Linked DNA regions of Mus musculus: all the other regions are linked to region 1. A link is a loop called in an ENCODE intact Hi-C map of the cell type or tissue named here. Cell type or tissue: left cerebral cortex. All regions are shown on one strand. Each heading gives the region's core, and the rest is flanking DNA. Links, peaks and the distances in the headings are about the cores only.

Evidence for each region. Peaks named below come from ENCODE experiments on the same cell type or tissue, not always from the same donor. Only the 100,000 strongest peaks of a DNase experiment are listed, where the experiment ranks them.
Region 2: it touches region 1 in a loop (2.1-fold over the local background); 3 of 42 quality-filtered maps call a loop at or near these places.
Region 3: it touches region 1 in a loop (2.0-fold over the local background); 3 of 42 quality-filtered maps call a loop at or near these places.

Annotation. Positions count from the first base shown.
Region 1 is chr12:117,151,636-117,157,108 of GRCm38, forward strand. All of the region lies in intron 12 of Ptprn2 (protein tyrosine phosphatase, receptor type, N polypeptide 2), which reads left to right. Among named protein-coding and RNA genes, the nearest start is that of Gm10421, 3.1 kb to the left of the region's middle. In left cerebral cortex, for the core only: CTCF peaks have their summits at 900 and 2,486; DNase peaks (open chromatin) are centred at 1,313, 2,197 and 3,301; H3K4me3 peaks cover 3,461 bases; H3K27ac peaks cover 2,875 bases.
Region 2 is chr12:117,032,874-117,038,346 of GRCm38, forward strand. All of the region lies in intron 12 of Ptprn2 (protein tyrosine phosphatase, receptor type, N polypeptide 2), which reads left to right. Among named protein-coding and RNA genes, the nearest start is that of Gm10421, 120 kb to the right of the region's middle. In left cerebral cortex, for the core only: a CTCF peak has its summit at 2,549 (motif pointing right); a DNase peak (open chromatin) is centred at 2,572.
Region 3 is chr12:117,325,103-117,330,575 of GRCm38, forward strand. All of the region lies in intron 1 of Gm5441 (predicted gene 5441), which reads right to left. Among named protein-coding and RNA genes, the nearest start is that of Gm5441, 9.2 kb to the right of the region's middle. In left cerebral cortex, for the core only: a CTCF peak has its summit at 2,260; no DNase peak of the experiment used is centred there.

The DNA.
Region 1 (5,473 bases), core at 291-5,290:
GAGAAGAGGGGAAAAAGAGAAGCGAGGGAAGAGGAGGGAGAAGAGGAGGAAGAGGAAGAAGAGGAGGAGGTAGTGGTGGGTGGTGATGGTGGTGTTGGCTGGAGGCAAGCTTACACACAGGCTGTTGCTATGGAGAGGCCCGGTTGCTAGAGGGGATGAGGGCGGCAGGTCCCCTCCTCAGACTCCAGGTCTCATGTTCTCCTGTGCCAGAGCTCCTCCTGGGAATGGAACGCAAGGCACTGGGCACTCAAGTAGGCTGGGCTCTGAGGATGATTATAGGATTTGAGAAAAAACACCTCGGTCCTGGTCTTTGCCAGGACAGGCCTTTAGCTAACTGGCCTCCGTGCCCTGCAGAGTCCTGGGCCTGTTGAGGGCGCAACAGAAAGGGACCACTCTAGCAAACCTGATGGAGCGCCTCCGGGTTGCCATGCCGCAACCGATTTTAAGCAGGGGGTGGGGTGAGTGGGGGTTGGTGAGATGGGAGAGTGAGGGTTGGTGTGGGGGGGGGAGGGTCTGCAGGGCCTATCCTCTAGCATAGGGGCATCCCATACCCAAGAGACTATTGGGGAAAGCCCAATTTATACTCTTTGCCACCCCTCAAACTCAGCTTTCCCATGAAGTTACCAACTGCCTCTTCCAAACCACTCAGGCCTACAGGATTGGTGCAGGTTGTGCCACCGTCTCAGGCCTCTGGGGAATCTCTCCTTCAGCCCCTGTAAATTAAAGCTAAACAAAAGAGTTTAAGCCGGTGACCAGGGGAAGTCGTCCTTGGGAAGAGCACCAGCTTAAGCAAGCACTTGGTAGCACTGGACCCTCCTTTTGGGAGCCTGGTCCTTTCCAGGCTGTGGAGCTCCAGCCTCTTGCATTAGGCAGGTCTGGGGCTTCGCCCAGGTGGATGAAAAGGCAAGGCGGTACCAGCCTTTCCTGGCCCGGCCTGCAGTGGGGGCTGCGGAGTTTGTTCTAGGGTCCAGGAATTGGCTCTGCAGCCTCTCAGTGTGAGGCAGCAGGGTGGGAGTGGGGGGGTGTCGACCGTGCAAGCCTTCGTCTCCAGCTGTCCCAAGTGCCGGGAACAATGGGAAGGCGGCAGGAGAAGGGATTGGGGGGGGGGATGCGTCGGGGTTTCCTGAAAAAGAGCCCTCCGCAGACTGTCATCTGTGTATGACAAAATCTGCTCCCCCACACTTTCCTTTCTTCCCCTTGTTCCTGCAGCTGTGGGTCTTGAAGAGCGTATTGTACGCACAGATGTTGGGTTTCGCTCTTAGGCTCCTGGCCGCTCTGTGGGGGCGCAGCGCACCAGGGTGTCCAACCTGTGGCCATGCCCGGGGCCAAACAAGGGTTGGGGAGGAAGACTGTGGGAAGGGAAAGTCCGGGAGCCTCATGCAGAGAGTCGGAACCCAGAGGAGGACTCTAGAGACCGCTTGGCTAGCATAAACCCTCTGGAGTCCTGCCCCAGGTCTGCGCTCACGTCAAGTAATTGGGTAGGCTCCAGCGACTGGAAAGGTAGTCCTGTATCCTACACACAGGCCCCCGGGGGGTCGGGCGGCCATCTACGGTGATGACAAGAGCTTAAAGATGAAGAAAGAAATGCTTTTCACTGCTGCCTCAGTCAAACATATTGGGCTGGTAGTCCCACAATTGGCCTGGACCGAGTGGTGGCAAAGTCTCATTAGCACCTGCTTTCAACAGACTGCTCCCTATGAGCATCTGAGTCTTAGAAACTGGGGTTCATGTACAGTATGTGGTGGTGGGAGGATGGGGATGGGGGAGTCCCTTAGGTAATTAATGTGCTTCTGTTTGGAAAGGCGAGAACGGGCTCGGTTTACCGTAATTTTTTTTTTCTCCTGGAGAGTCTCTAGGAAATACTTCCCCTGCCATAAGCAAAGGTCACAGTAGGGCCATGAGGGGCGACTTTTCTAGTTGAGGCTTCATTCCCTCACCCTAATGCTACTCTGAACTTGGCCAGAAAGAAGTGCAACTCGGGAATGAAAGAAAGAAAGACTGAAAGAAAGAACCGGTAAAGGCCCAGGCTCCGGCGCGGTACCAATGACTGACAAAGCTTATGTCCATTCATAGTCTTGGGCGGATGAGGGTGTACGGAGAGCCGCGGCCCCTTAGCCAATTGCTGTCAGCAACATGTGGGGGGGGGGGGGAACGACATCGCTATAGCAACCGGTGGCTGGGCCGCGAGCCGCGCCGCCGTCGCCGGCCGGGTGCGCGCGGGGCCGGATATAAGGCGGGGCGCGGCGCCCGCGCCGGTTGGAGCTGCGCGCGCGGCCAGCCGCCTTGCGGGGACCGTCCCGAGCCCGGCCCTGCACCCGCCCACGCAGCGTCAGGACCCGGTGCGCCTAGCCAGGGGGCCGGGTTGGGGCGGAGCACGCCGGGCCGCACCGGCAGGCCTCGCAGAACTGCCTGCACCCTCGGCTCGGAGCGAGTGCTACGGCGCGCCACCGCTGGGACGCGCGGCACCTTTGTTTCCACCCGCCTCCTGAGAAGTTTGTGGTCAGAAGCAGGATGGCCCCTCTCGTCAGTGGCTTCAATGCAGGGAAGCAGTTGGTTGCGATGATGGCGCTGTCGCCAGCGGCCGCTGAGCCCCGAAGCGGCTTAGCAGGGCGCACACCCCCACCTCCTGCTTTCTTGGGCATCAAGCGTCCTCCCTGCTGCAGGTAACCAGGGATGGCCAGCCTTGTCGTGGCACTGAGAGGGGCGGTCGGGTGGGCCCTGGCAGAGGAGACAAGAGTGGGGTGGGGCAGAAAGGATCAAGAGTAGATACCCCCCCGGCCATCACCAAGCTTAGTGCTGGCAGGGCGCAGAACAGAACCTTCCAAGGGTTGAGGGTGTGCTTGAGGGCCCCAGATACAGGACTGGGCGTCTTGCCTAGTTCAGAGGGTAACTGACTTGCCACAGGACACATGTCAAAGGTCCGGCCAACAGGAAATACCACCTTTGGAATTATCTCCAGGTGGGTCTGAGGCGGAGTGCCCACGATGGTAGTTCTTTCTGAGCGCACAGATTAGAAGGGAGAGACAGAGGAGACTTCCCCAAGGGATAATGGGATAGTGGTCTGTAGGACTTCTCTTGAGTACTCCTCTCGGCTTGTCATAAGGCTGGGCCTCTGGGAAATTCAGAACTTGAAGAAAACGGCCTCGAGGATGAGAGGAGATGGAGACATACGGTATGATGAGCAAAGAGGGAGGATGGATGAAGGACAAGATGAGCAGCTAGCATAAAGGGGACTGGTCTGGGGACGTTTTCCTCTGGCAGCATTTTGGAGATCTCTTTACTCTCTCCTTTCTGGGGTCCCGGGTGTGCTTCTGTGCCATTTGATAGTCCCAGCTGGCGGCGAGTTAAGAGGACCAAGTGGGCCCGGGGCGGAGCGTTCAGAGAAGCAGGTGGGGGCGGCCCAGGAAAGTGAGGAGTCCTCTGACTCCCCAATCCCAGCCTCTCCAAGAATCACCTTTGAGCTTCTACCTCCCTGCCCCAGAGGGATCCTACACTTTCTCCCACCCTTATCTATCCGAGACCCCCACCCCCCGGGCGCGCCAGGTGGGGCGGTCGCGTACTCGCCAGAAAAACTTCTGACTCAGAGCTGTTAGAACAAGAGCTTATTTATTTCATTTCTGACTAATGGTTTGGTTCCTAAAACCCGCCTGTTTTGCGGTTAAAGAAGCTGCGCCCCCAGACATCTGGGTAGCCCCCAAATCAGCATCATTGACTTTTAAAGCCGAAGTCCCTTTGCGTCTTCGTTGCAACGCGACGCTCCAGGCTGGACTGCTTTAAAGAAGAGGGGTCAGTATAAGGATTGCCAGGGCCCTGTACGTGGTAGAACTAGGTGTGTACTGCAGTCCACCTGTCGAGCCTCACCGTGCCTCTGCCTGCCTGGGTCCTATCCCACTCAGTTTCTGCTCAGTTCTTCAGTTGTCCATCGAAGTCAGCAGACCTCGGGCTTTCTTAGGTACCAGGCATTGCGTGTTACTGCTGGAAACCGAGAGTCTTCCCGATCTGGTGTAAAGGGCTTAGTGGTCCAAATGGTTTTCACCAAGCCAGGATGACAGATTTTAGGAATCAAGCAAATATGAGGAAGCAGAGAAAGGAGGTTAGGGTTAGTGCCCACCAGCCCCCAGCCTAGATGCTCCACTCCTAAAGTGCACAGTGGCCCAGCTGGGGAGTGCTAGTCGGCCACGGTAGCGCTGCGGTGCTTTTGGTATTTTGGGGTGGGTACGGGCCTTGTTGGGGACATTTACGGCTCCTGCGAGCGCGCTTTGTGGCCAGGGAGGCTGGGCTGTGGCATTGTCCCAGCTAGGACCCTCTGGGGCTGTGAATACTGGAGGCTCCCGGGAACCCACGACCTTTTGTGTCCTGCGCCATGGTCTGATCTCCACGACCTCTACAGAGATCTTGGGAATTAGTGAGGGGGAAGGGACAGGGAAACCGGGGTGAGAAAGCAGAGGCCTGTGAGGGTCAGCCTCCCCGTGTGGGGGAGGGGACTTGTGACTGCCGCCATCCAGCTTCTTAGTCCCGCGCTTGACTCCTTCCACAACCCGGTATTGACCAGCTGGGCAAAGCTGGGCAAAGCCAAGGCCTTTACGGGCATGAGAGCGAGTTAAGCTAAAATAAGATATTTCAGTCTTGAAGGTAGTTGATTCTTGGGGTTGGGGCTAGTTCAGGACTGGACTGGGACAGTACGGCCAAATATCCCTCTCCAATACCAGGACATCACCCTAGAAAACTCCTGAACACTCCAGGCCTCAGGCACTAAACAAGCCAAAATATTGGCCTGCGAAGTGTTCTGAGGGTACCCGCTGCCCAGTTTTGAGTTCTGATGTAAAGAAAACGCAGCCAGTGGATCGGAAAAATGCAAGGGGGCAGGTTCCCTCTTTGGATAGATCCATTTGGCCTCTTCTCTGCTAGCTTAGCTGGTTCTTCCACCCTGTTGTGGTTAACAAGCAACATTAAAAATGAGTTCAAAGAACTCTCTCCTCCTTTTCAACATCAAAATCATGAATCTTCCCTCATCTTAAAACAGAGCGCTTTTTTCTAGAACAACTATTTTAGGAGTGTTTCAAGATAGCAAATAAGTTATTATCTTTTGTATATTCACTTATGTATATGCCTGAGATTTTTCAACAAACAGCCTATTTTTAAAAACAGCACATAACTTGTTTTCATTAAAGTTTATGCTTAAAAATAATTATTTCTTGGGAGATTCTTCTGCTCATATAAGCTTTTTTTTGTGGCTATTTGAATGGCAGATTTGCAAGTACAATTTCATCTGTAGAGGGGAACAATAGCTTTCAGCCGCACAAAGGCCTTCTCCCACCCTGAATTCAGACCGCAATGCCTCTTGCTCTGATAATAGCTTCTGAAAAGATTTTGTAATGCAGAGAATTAATACATGATTATTTCCGCCTGACTTCTCTCATTTATTAGAATTCTGTGGCAAATTCCAAATTAAAAATAGTTCAGTTAACAGCTT
Region 2 (5,473 bases), core at 290-5,289, 120 kb before region 1:
CCAGCCCTGGTGCATACACTGAACCACAATTAGGGTGACAATACCCTCTCTGCATGCGAGCCCCCAGAGGTTCATCTGATGGAGTCTTTTGGAGCCTCCTCCCCACTGTAAAGGAAAAGAAAAACAACAGTGTAATTTCATGCCAGCTAACTCCTAGCTATTGCAGGGTTAAAATTGTCCATGTTTTTGCTTTTGTTGACAATTACCATAAATCAGAAGACACACACTCTGCATGAAGCTTTATGAAATATGTATGATTTTGAAGAGGAAAGATGGTGGCTGCTGGATGTAGCCCTGCGTGCATATGCTCATGTGTGCATAAGTGCCCATGTGTAGGACACATGTGTGCATGTGTGCATGTGAGTGCCCATGTGTAGGACATATGTGTGCATGTGTGCATGTGTGCATGAGTGCCCATGTGTAGGACACATGTGTGCATGTGTGCATAAGTGCCCATGTGTAGGACACATGTGTGCATGTGTGCATGAGTGCCCATGTGTAGGACACATGTGTGCATGTGTTCATGAGTGTCTGTGTAGGACACATGTGTGCATGTGTTCATGAGTGTCTATGTGTAGGACACATGTGTGCCTGTGTGCACAAGTGCCTATGTATAGGGCACATGCGTGAGCTGATGATATTTGCTTGAAGCTATGCTCTTCCCAGGTATTTGAAAAGAAACATATAAACAAATACCCATCTAGGAAACAAGGCTGCACAGAAACCACACTGATCCTTGTGGTCCCAGCAGGAGTCATAGCCCTTCTGCCATGAACAGACACATCACTACAAACATCCCCTGCATTCAAGTCTCCCTGGACCACAAGCCCCTGAGAATAACCATTGGGAGCCAGGACCTGGCCTCCCTTAACTTACTGACAAATTCCTAGGAGGACTGAGCCCTGGCTAAGATCCCAGTGTAAGATGCTAGGGCATCAATCACAGAACCACAGGAGGCAGTCTCTGTCACATTTGTCCTCTAGTGACATTGACCAGGATTCAATAGGCCACTGTAACTTTGATAGAGGTCAGGCTGTGGATATAAGTACATATTGCAGAAATCCTTTCCTAACTTACTATCCCATGTTTCATTCCACTGGTCTCCCCATCCCCATGGAAGTAGAGCTAACCATGGGGCAGCTGCTCTCCCCACCCCTGGGCCAGATGGAGCCAACCATGGGACATCTGGGCTGTTTTGGAGAAGTGTTTGAGGATGTAGTTTCTAGAGTCAGATGTTGGCCTATATACTGAATCTCCTCTCACAGCTTTTTTGGACCTAAGGAAGGTTGGCTGGAGAACCAGAAAGGTCTCCCATCAACCTTTGTAACATGTGCTCCTGGCATCTGGAGCCAAGGTCTCCTTCCAGCTCACTTGAAACTACTGTCCACTGAGCTGCTGACTCTGATGTTGGGTCCAGAGGTATTTGTCCCTCTGTGGATGAAGGGTAGACATACTGAGAGGAGACCTGAGGAGCCATGAGAAAAGCCAAGCTCTTGATATACACACCTGAGATTTTTTTTAACCACCATAGCACCATGTCCTGTAGCATGTTCAGTGTTGGGTGAGGGCTACCAAGGTCCACCAAGGCAAAGGACATTCTTCTCAAAGTTCACCTTCTTGTTCTTGGGTAACTCTGGCACTTTCAGTCTAGCCTCTACTCTTCTTAGACTTCATTGGCTCCCAGCACCCATCCAGGGCACAATCCCTCCATGGCACATTGTCACTAGCCCCAGACTCCTGTCCTTTATCTTCCTTCCCAGAAAACTCCTCTAGTCCCAGAAGTGGGAAGCAGTCCATGCTACCTCAGAGCATTCATCTCTCTACCCTGTCCTTGACCGTCTCGCATGACTGGTCATCCAGAGGAGTCTGTGGCTGAAACTGATGCTCACTCCTCCGGGCCTACCTGCCAGGCACTGTGCATTCCTTCTAGAAAAAAAAATGTCTATTTGTGTTCTTTGCCTACAAGGGGAGCTTTTCAACAACTGAGGCCAAACAGGTGCTAATATCCACTCACATTTGCCTATGAGAGGACTGATTTGTGACAAACTCAAGCATTCCAGAACTTAGCTAAAGCCACACCACACCCATCTCTGTGGATAGCTCTGCCTTGGGATCTCCAATGTGTATTTGTCCTCTGGACATTGAGAACTGAACCCCAACAAAAGGCTACATTTGTCTTCAGCCACTGGCCTCACCCAAATCCACATAAAAAGTTACCTCAGAAATAACGGGCATTTTCTCATGGTAGTTGGGAGTAGAAAGGACTTTCTGAGGCTCCCAAATAGGTCATCCTATACAGACATGAAGGAAGGAAGGAAGGAAGGAAGGAAGGACTGGCATGGATGAAAGTGGACTATAGGGATTTTCAGAGAGATTGTCTATCCTGAGTGTGGTCCAAAAGAATGTTAGCAGGTCATTTAGCAGATAGCAGAGCAGGCAGAATCACTCAAAGCACACTGCAGGGAAGGTCCACTGTGAGGCCATGGGCAAGCTCTTCCTTCCTGCACAGCCCTGCGGGATCTCAGCCTCTGGGTGGTTCCTACACCTGCACCGCTGCCTCTCCTGCAGCCACTAGGGGTCACACTTACACATCTCTTCTGAACTTGATAGGCTCCTGAAATTAGGGTGACTTAATCCTCTGTGAGTTGCCAGGAATTTACCAGGACTTAAAGGATAAGGGAGGGAGGGGAAGGATGTGAAGAGGAGATGGAAAAACAGACAAATGGGAAGGCTCTGTGAATATCTGTGTTTGGAGTCACCTGAGTTCCAGAATTAAGACCTTGGCTGAAAAGGAGTTAGCGTGGACTTATTTTCTAATACTGGAACCTGAATGGAAATTTTCCATCCACATCACATCAGAACGAGGATGCTGGACCCTGAGCAAGGTCATCCAAGTGGTCTCTGTACATTTTTTCATCTCCTGCTATAAACATAGAAGCCTAGGTATAAGCAAGCAGAAGATGTCAGTGGTGTCCTGAGTTCCCATCTAAGGCCTGTAAATTCACTTGCTTTTCTTCTTGCCACAGCTTGCTCCAAGACTTCCTGAGAGCTATGTGCAGGCCATACCCACCCTTTTTCAAACACTTAAAATTCAGCCACCGCAAGAAGGTCCACAGGTCTCCTAGGACAGGGTGTGAATGGTTGCCAACTCCTGCAAGTCTCTTCTCTCTAGGACCTCTTCTGAGAAGAGCTACCCACATCTGTGTCATGCTTTTCTTTTGGGTGTAAACACACAACTCCCATTGAACTAAGAGGCCACAAGGGATCTACTTGGTGAAAAGGGTCAAGGTGGGGTTTTCAGTCTGTAAACCCAGAGCCCCTGCCCACCCACTTGGATTTCTAAGCTCTCTGAACAAACCCTGGGTATCACAAGTCATGCTGGGAGGCCCAGCAAGCAGAGTCACGTGCATGAGCCTCCTCATGGGTAGAGGCACCAAGAAATGTTTGTACGGAAAGCTTGATATCTCAAATAAAAGCTCTTTCGGGTGATGTGGAGAGGTAGCTCCATTGGTAGTGTTTGCCTGGCAAGCACAAAACCTTAGGTTTGAAATTTACCACCATGTAAACTGGTATGCTCACTCATGCTTGTGATCCCAGCACTGTGGAGGTAAAGGTATACAGGACGGAAGTTCTCATTGTCCACAGAGTAAGTTCAAGACCAGTTTAGGCAACATAATACCCTGTCTCAAAATAATAATTAAAACCACCTTGACATCATGGGGAAAATTAAAGTTTTAGTTTCTTAAGCTTGTTCTAAGATCTAGCAAATGAAAGGGACCCCCCCCCCCCCCGAGGGGAGTATGTGTTCCAGGGCTGAGAGTTTCCAAGAATGTCTGCTATCCTGTCATGTCCTGTCTTCTCTGTTGGAACCAAGCACACAACGTACACTGTAGCCAGGATTCTTTTTGTTTGAAGTATATCAGCCAAACCGAAAGTTCTTTTTGTTTCATCACAGTTTTATGCACAAAAGGTTCTGTCCTACCGTAGATCTTACCTCAAGCCAGCATACAGTCTTCTTTCTTAAATTGAAAATTTTCTCTACTTCATTTAAAGGAAGCATTTGGCTTCTCTTTGACCCATCTAGATGACTAGCATTGTGCCCCCCATGGTTGTGATCACAGTTAAGTACAACAAGCCTTGGATATAGAAGCAGTTGATCTGATAACTGATATAGTTGCTAGGTAACCAATGAGGAGATAGCATATATGGCCTGAGTACTCTGGACAAAGAGCTTGGCCACATCTCAAGTGGGACAGTGCTGGGTAGTGCAAGATTCCATCACACTTCTCAGAACACCGCACAATTTATAATACCAATAAGTTAATTTCTGTAATTTTATTTAATAGTGTTGCACTTTGATTGATTGAGGGTAAATTAAAGTGTGGGAAACGAAACCAGAGCACAGGGGCATAAAGCAAATGTTTGAGAAGTGTTGAGAAGTCCATTAGTCTTCACCTCATAAACTTTTATGAATCCTCATCTGATCGCACATGGAATACAGACAGAGAATGACATGTGCTGAGGGAAATGCTGTGGAGAAAGTTTTGGAACACTTGGCTTTGTCACCAATACTCTGGTAACACTAAATGAATCATGTGACTCCTGCTGGCCTCTGCTTCTTTATAATTAGGACAGGAGAAAAAATGGGCTCTGGTCTTATAAGCCCTTCAGGTTAAATAGTCACAAAAAGAGGACCCATGTCTGTCCCAAGTAGCTAGCCCAGTATATACCCCTAATCCATTCTCAGTCAGTCATTGTAGGATGTGTGGTAACGGATGATTGGATCCATGCATGGTTAAGTGGATATGTAAATGAATATGCTTATGGACAGGTGGGTGGAGAGATGGATGAAGGGAGGATACATGGATCAGCAAGTCAATTCAGAAGGAGGTGATAGGCAGATAGATGGAAGAATGAATGAGCATGTGATTGGTTGGGTAGACAGGTCAATGGATAGAAGAGTAGATGGATGGATAAGGGTGTGTGTTCACTCTTCATTCCTTTGATCTTCGGGGCTAGGAGCTATTCTTCCAGGCAGCTAAAAATGAAGTCTTCATGTCCCATATTCATACTTCCCTTTAAAAGTTAAGAAAATCCTTGAAGTTCATAGTTTTCCTAAGTTAAACCAGGAAGGCTACAGCATATGAGACCAGCAGCTCAGAAACTGTAGTTTCATCTACACTTCAAGGGCCACATGCTGATGTATAGTCCAGAACCTGCAAAAACCACCCTGCAAAGACTGAATGTCATAGGTTTATACATGATATTACAGATTGTCATGTAAAGACCAAGCTATGAAAAAAAACCTATCACATGGTCAGCTACATGGCAGTGACTGCCTGCAGGGAACAGCCCAGTGGCTGGCCCCCTTAGACGTAAGTGAGCCTTGGATGCAGCATCAGACTACCCTCTAAACTCCTAAGAAGAAATCTCTTGCTGCATAGGAATACTCATTCAACCATACATAAACCAT
Region 3 (5,473 bases), core at 290-5,289, 170 kb after region 1:
AGACATAGGCTCCTGACACAAGGACCCAGCTCCATAATTCTGTGGCCATCAGTCAAGTAGGCTGTCTGGACTCCACTTCCACAGTTACCTGGCAATAGCCAGGCATGCTCCTCCCCACAGTTACCTGGCAACAACAAGGTAGCCCAGCCCACTATAAAAGGGGCTGCTTGGCCCCTCCTCTCTCGCTTGTCTCTTCTCTCTCTCTCTCTCTCTCTCTCTTTCTCTTACTCTCACCTTTCACCCTCCTTCTCTCCCCCCAACCTCCACCTCTCTCCACATGGCCATGTCCGGCTTCTACTTCTCTACTCTTCTCCCTCTCTCTGCCTTTCTACAATAAACACCTTGAAACCATGGACCGTCTCTTCTCATCAGGATCCACCAGGCTGGAGCAATGGAGCAGGTTTCCCTCTAATGAGCCACGTGTCTAACCTCAGCCAACCCAAGTCACCCGCCAAGCTAGCAGCCTGAGCTAGCCAGACTCTTGCCTGCCCAGAAACCACCCAATGCCTTCCCCCCTGACCCTTCTCACTTAGGCCCCAGGGATGATCAAGCTGCCCCCAGGGCGCCCACTTTGTTCTCAGCTCTTCCTGGACATCTAGTGGTGCCTGAGATGTCCAAGACTGAGAACCTGTTATCTCTAGCCTCTGTGAGACCCAGAAACCCTGAAGCCAGCTCTTCCACGGGTACCCAGTGGTCTGTGGTGCATGGGAGTCTGGGTTGAGACTGTGCCTTCCCCATCCCCTGGAGCAGGGTCTGGCAGCAGTACTGCTGGGCCCCGTGGCTGTCTCCCATGTCTGCCCATCCAGTCTCCCCAGCTCTGGTGGGATGTAGGTCCCCCCAACCTTATTTCCTCATGCCCAGCACCCAACACTTTTCTATTCATCAGTGACAAACTCACTGAAAAAGGAACACATTAAGTCCACAAAACCCCCAAAACTACTAAATAAAATACCTAGGAATAAACCTAACAATAGAGATGTTACACAGTCATTTCCTGTTAATTAGAACATTCCATACAGGAGGGAAAAGCTCCTTAAGGCTCAGCAAGTAAACAAAACTGGCAAAACTCAGAATTGACAGCTCACAAATCTCAGGAAGGTCATGAAATGTATGAGTCACGAACCTCTCTCAACTCATATAAGCTGTGATAGCTACTGAGAAGAAGAGGCTCTTCTGCTGTCCTGCTGCCTGCAAATCGTTCGTGGGAGTCCAGTTATGGAGCTCTCCTGAGTTGTTATCAGTGCCTTTCCTTGGTACAACTGCCTTTGAGTCCTTTGGTGGGCTCTTGTAAGTGAAACAATTCCATGAGACTAACAGTTCTCCTGTCTCCCACCATTCTTCTAGAATGAAATTGGGTAGATAGTAATGAATGTTCAACACAGGAGAAATTTATAATTCATGATTAACAACTTTAGAAAGGAAAAATAGCTCATGATAGGAAAGTGGCAGTTTATGAAACAGAACATTTTTGAACACTGCTAGTAAGTAAGAGGATGCTATCCAAGGGATGTTAGAAGTGTTACTGGCCCAAGAAGCTTTGCATCTCTGAAGGGCTTGGCTCCTATTCAACAAATCAGAAAGGAAAGATAAAACAAACAAACAAACAACAACAAAATGGGAATCAAATGTGCAGGTGAGCAAAACACAAATCACTGTTTGTTATGAGTGTGGGAAAGGAGATGACCCGTCATTCACCACTGTCTTTGGCATTCTCTGATGTGCCACTTGTAGGGTCATGATACTGAGTAGTGACTGCTGGATGCAAAGCTCCCACTCCTCACTAAAATTACCAAGGGGACAGGATAAGGGCTGTCATCCTCTCAACCTGCAACTCCATGTTAACTCAATTCATTTGAGCATAAAGGAAGACTCACCAATTTACTTCTGTATGAATATGTGCAAATTTTCATGTGGGTGCACACAAATATTCAAATGGGTATGTGCTTTGGTGTGAGCATACATGTGAGTGCATATGAATACACATGCATTGTGCACATGTATGTGTGTGTGTGCAAGTACCTGTATGTGAGCATGCATGATTGTGTGAGCATGTATGTGAACTGTTTGTGCATACGTATGTTTCTATATGTGAGCGCGGGTACTAGTGTGTGCAGACACACACATGTGAGCATGCTTGTGTGAGTGAATCTTCAGAAGCATGCAGTGATCTGTGCAGTTGTTTTCTTTTGTGGAGGCTCCCTCTTGTGACCACTGAAAAGGTTGCGGCATGAAACTGCTCTGGGAAGAGATTTTGTTTTTCTTTGTGAAGCACTTAGATTCTCGGTGTAGAATAAAAATTGTCACTAAGCTACATAGACAAATGAGGGATTTCTCCTGAAATGTTTTATCTGTGTCTGGATAGCTGGTTTGGAGGTTAGGGGCACTTACTGTTCATTCTACCAGAGAAACAGATCCAGATACCAGCACCCATGTTAGTCGCCACACATTTTAAAAAATAATAAAGCAAATTTGAGGCCAGTCCAGGCAACACAAAACCTCACTTCAAAAAGTAAAGTATTCATTCAGGACTGGGCTGGTGAGATGTCTCAGCCAGTGAAGAGCCTTCCCTGCCACACAAACCTGCCAACATGGATTCGATCCCCAGAACTCACACGAGTGTAGACAGCAGCTCAGGCTGGTCTCAAAATCACCATCCTCCAGCTCAGCATCCCAGGCACATCTATGCCTGGCTCCTCATATTAGAGTTTAGAAAGCACATTAAAATGTTCAGCTTCTCTAACCTGATTTCATGGTGCATGTCTTTATCCCAGTACTCAGAAAGTAGAGGCAGGCTTATCTTTCCCACCTATGTATACTACATATGGAAATTCAGGCCAGAAAGAGATACACAGTGAGACCTTGTCTCAGAAAAAAGAATTAACAGGAGTAGGAGAAAGAGGAGAGAAGGAGGAGGAGGAAGAGGAGAGAGGAGGAGGAGAAAGAGAAGGAGGAGGAAAAGAAAGACTCTTTGCTCTTCACACATCAGTTACCCACAGTAACACATCTCATAATGTGTTTGTAAGCTGTAATTTCATGTTTAAATGTAGATGAGGTAGTTTATCTTTAAAATGTCCAATTATAGATGCCACTGAGAAAACTGGGATGGCTGTGATGTTCTTACAGTATTCTAAGTCTTTGAATAATGAAAGCACTGCATCTAATGTAGAGCACTTGGTTTTGAAATTGTTCTTGGGATCTGGCTAGAGCTGGTCATGGGCTTTCATCTGGACACACTCTTCCCCTCATCTAACTCTTCTTTAGTGGTGGGGAGTTGCTATAAGAGAGATCAGATTTGGGGTTTGTTCAGCATTGGTAGCAGATGTTCATGGGTCACCACTGGATTTCCTCAGAGAATTTCTTAACTCTTCATTCCTTAGGAGCATTGGCAAGCTGGAAGGATGGCTCAGTGGATAAAGTGCCTACTGTGCAAGTATAAGGACCTGAGTCTGCATCCCTGAAAACTGAGTAAAAGGAAAAGCACAGGCATGGTACCAGGTGCCTGTAACCCTAGCACTGGGGGACAGAGAAGGGCAGATCCAGGGACCTTACTGGTTAGCCAGTTTCTCCAAAGTTTTACCCAAAGTTTAGTGAGAGACTGTCTCAAAAAGTGAGGTGGATATGGGCAAGAGAAGGGAGATACCCAATGTCAACCTCTGCCTCTGCTGAGGCAAGCACAGGTGCACACATATGCACACTCGGGCTTACACACAGGTGCACACACAGGTGTCTATACAGGTGTACACACACAGTTGTATACACAACTTCACACAGGTGTATACACAGGTGCACACAGAGGTGCACACACATGTAGGAATGCACACACACAGAGCATACCTATTGGATTTGTTGCTGTAGCATTTATCTTATAGTGTTCATTTTATTTACTGTGTCACCTAAATTGTTACAGAATAAAAATCAAGTTTTCTCAGAAGGCTTACTCCTAAAGCCTACATTCATATTATCAAGTTTTCAATGCATATTCCATGTTGCTTCTCTAACTCAATCTTGCTCTTGAATAACTAGTTTTGTGGTGTGCTTCTGTAACTGTAGAGGGCAGTCATTTAAATGTCTTTGTCAGGAGGATTTTGCTAATTCTCATATAAAGACACAGAATGTTTTAGAAGACTTCCCCTTGTAACTTCCTGGTTTCTGTATGTATGTACAGGTATATATTACCAACTGGGAGTTTTTTCCTGTTCTGTGCTGAGGTGGCCTTCCTGGGAGTTCATAGCAAAAGTTGGGGGCTGAGGAGGAAGAGATTTAGGAGAAAGGAAAAGAAAAAAAAAACCTTAAGTCCTACAAAGGAAGGGAAATCCATGGCTCAGCTGCAGATGAGGCCCTAACAATGGCTGGGTATGAAAATTTACCATAATCAGGGAATGTTCAGCACCAGAGCTGCTGGCATCGGGAAAAACTTTTAAAACAAACACTGGACAAGTCTGTCTTATTCTGGCTCCTGGGTCGACTCAGAACATGTGGATGGATAGGATCCGTCTGAGCGCTGTGGGAACAGAGAAGTTGAGCAATTTCCCAACCCTCCTGGAGAGAAAGGCTGTTTAACCTAAGAGAATGAGTGGAAGAATCAGTTCCTGTCAGCACAGCTCCTGAGCCATTAGGGACTTTTGTCTACAACCAGCTGAGCTCTCCGTAAGCATCAAGGATGGCAAACAATACGTGAGGAAAGGAGTTGCTGGCGGAAGCAGGTGTAGGAGAGGCCATGTTTGATGCTCTGTTCACGGGGCCCAGTAAGGATGTGTTTGCAGGAGGGTTAAGGAAAGAAAAGACTTATGGCTGGAGGGATGATTCAGAAAGCAAAAGCACTTGCTACTTTCACAGAGGGCACAAGTTTTTCCAGCACCCATTTGGTAGCTCATGACTACCCGTAACTCCAATTTCAGGGGATCTGACACCCTTTGCCCATTGTCTCAGTAGATCACCCCATGCTATGAGAAGGGATAAAGCATGAAGTTGGAAAGATGGCAGAGAGAGTTGAAGGGAGAGACTAGGAGGTAGGTAAGATGAGATACATTGTGTATGTGGGTAGAATTTCCAGATAATAATTGAAAATTAAATACCAAGAACCAAGCCAACCAATAAATAAATTGAACAAACGAACTGACTGCAATTCTCAATGTATGAAGCAAAAATGGACGATGAATAGTTGTAAATGTGTTTGGCAGCCTTAGCAGCAGGGAGCTGCTTTGGGAGTCTGCCTCACTACAGTCAGAATGCCTCTCATCAAGGAAACAAAAGACATCAGATGCTGGAGAGGATGTGAGCAGAGAAGAGATCTGATATGCAGTTAGTAGGAGAAGGTACTGGTGCAGCCACTGCAGAAGGTAGTGTGATTTCTCAAACACACACACACACACACACACACACACACACACACACACACACACCTAAAATTGGAGTTAGAGAGCAGAGGACCCAAGTTCAATTCTCAGCACCCACACAGTATCTGAAACATCTG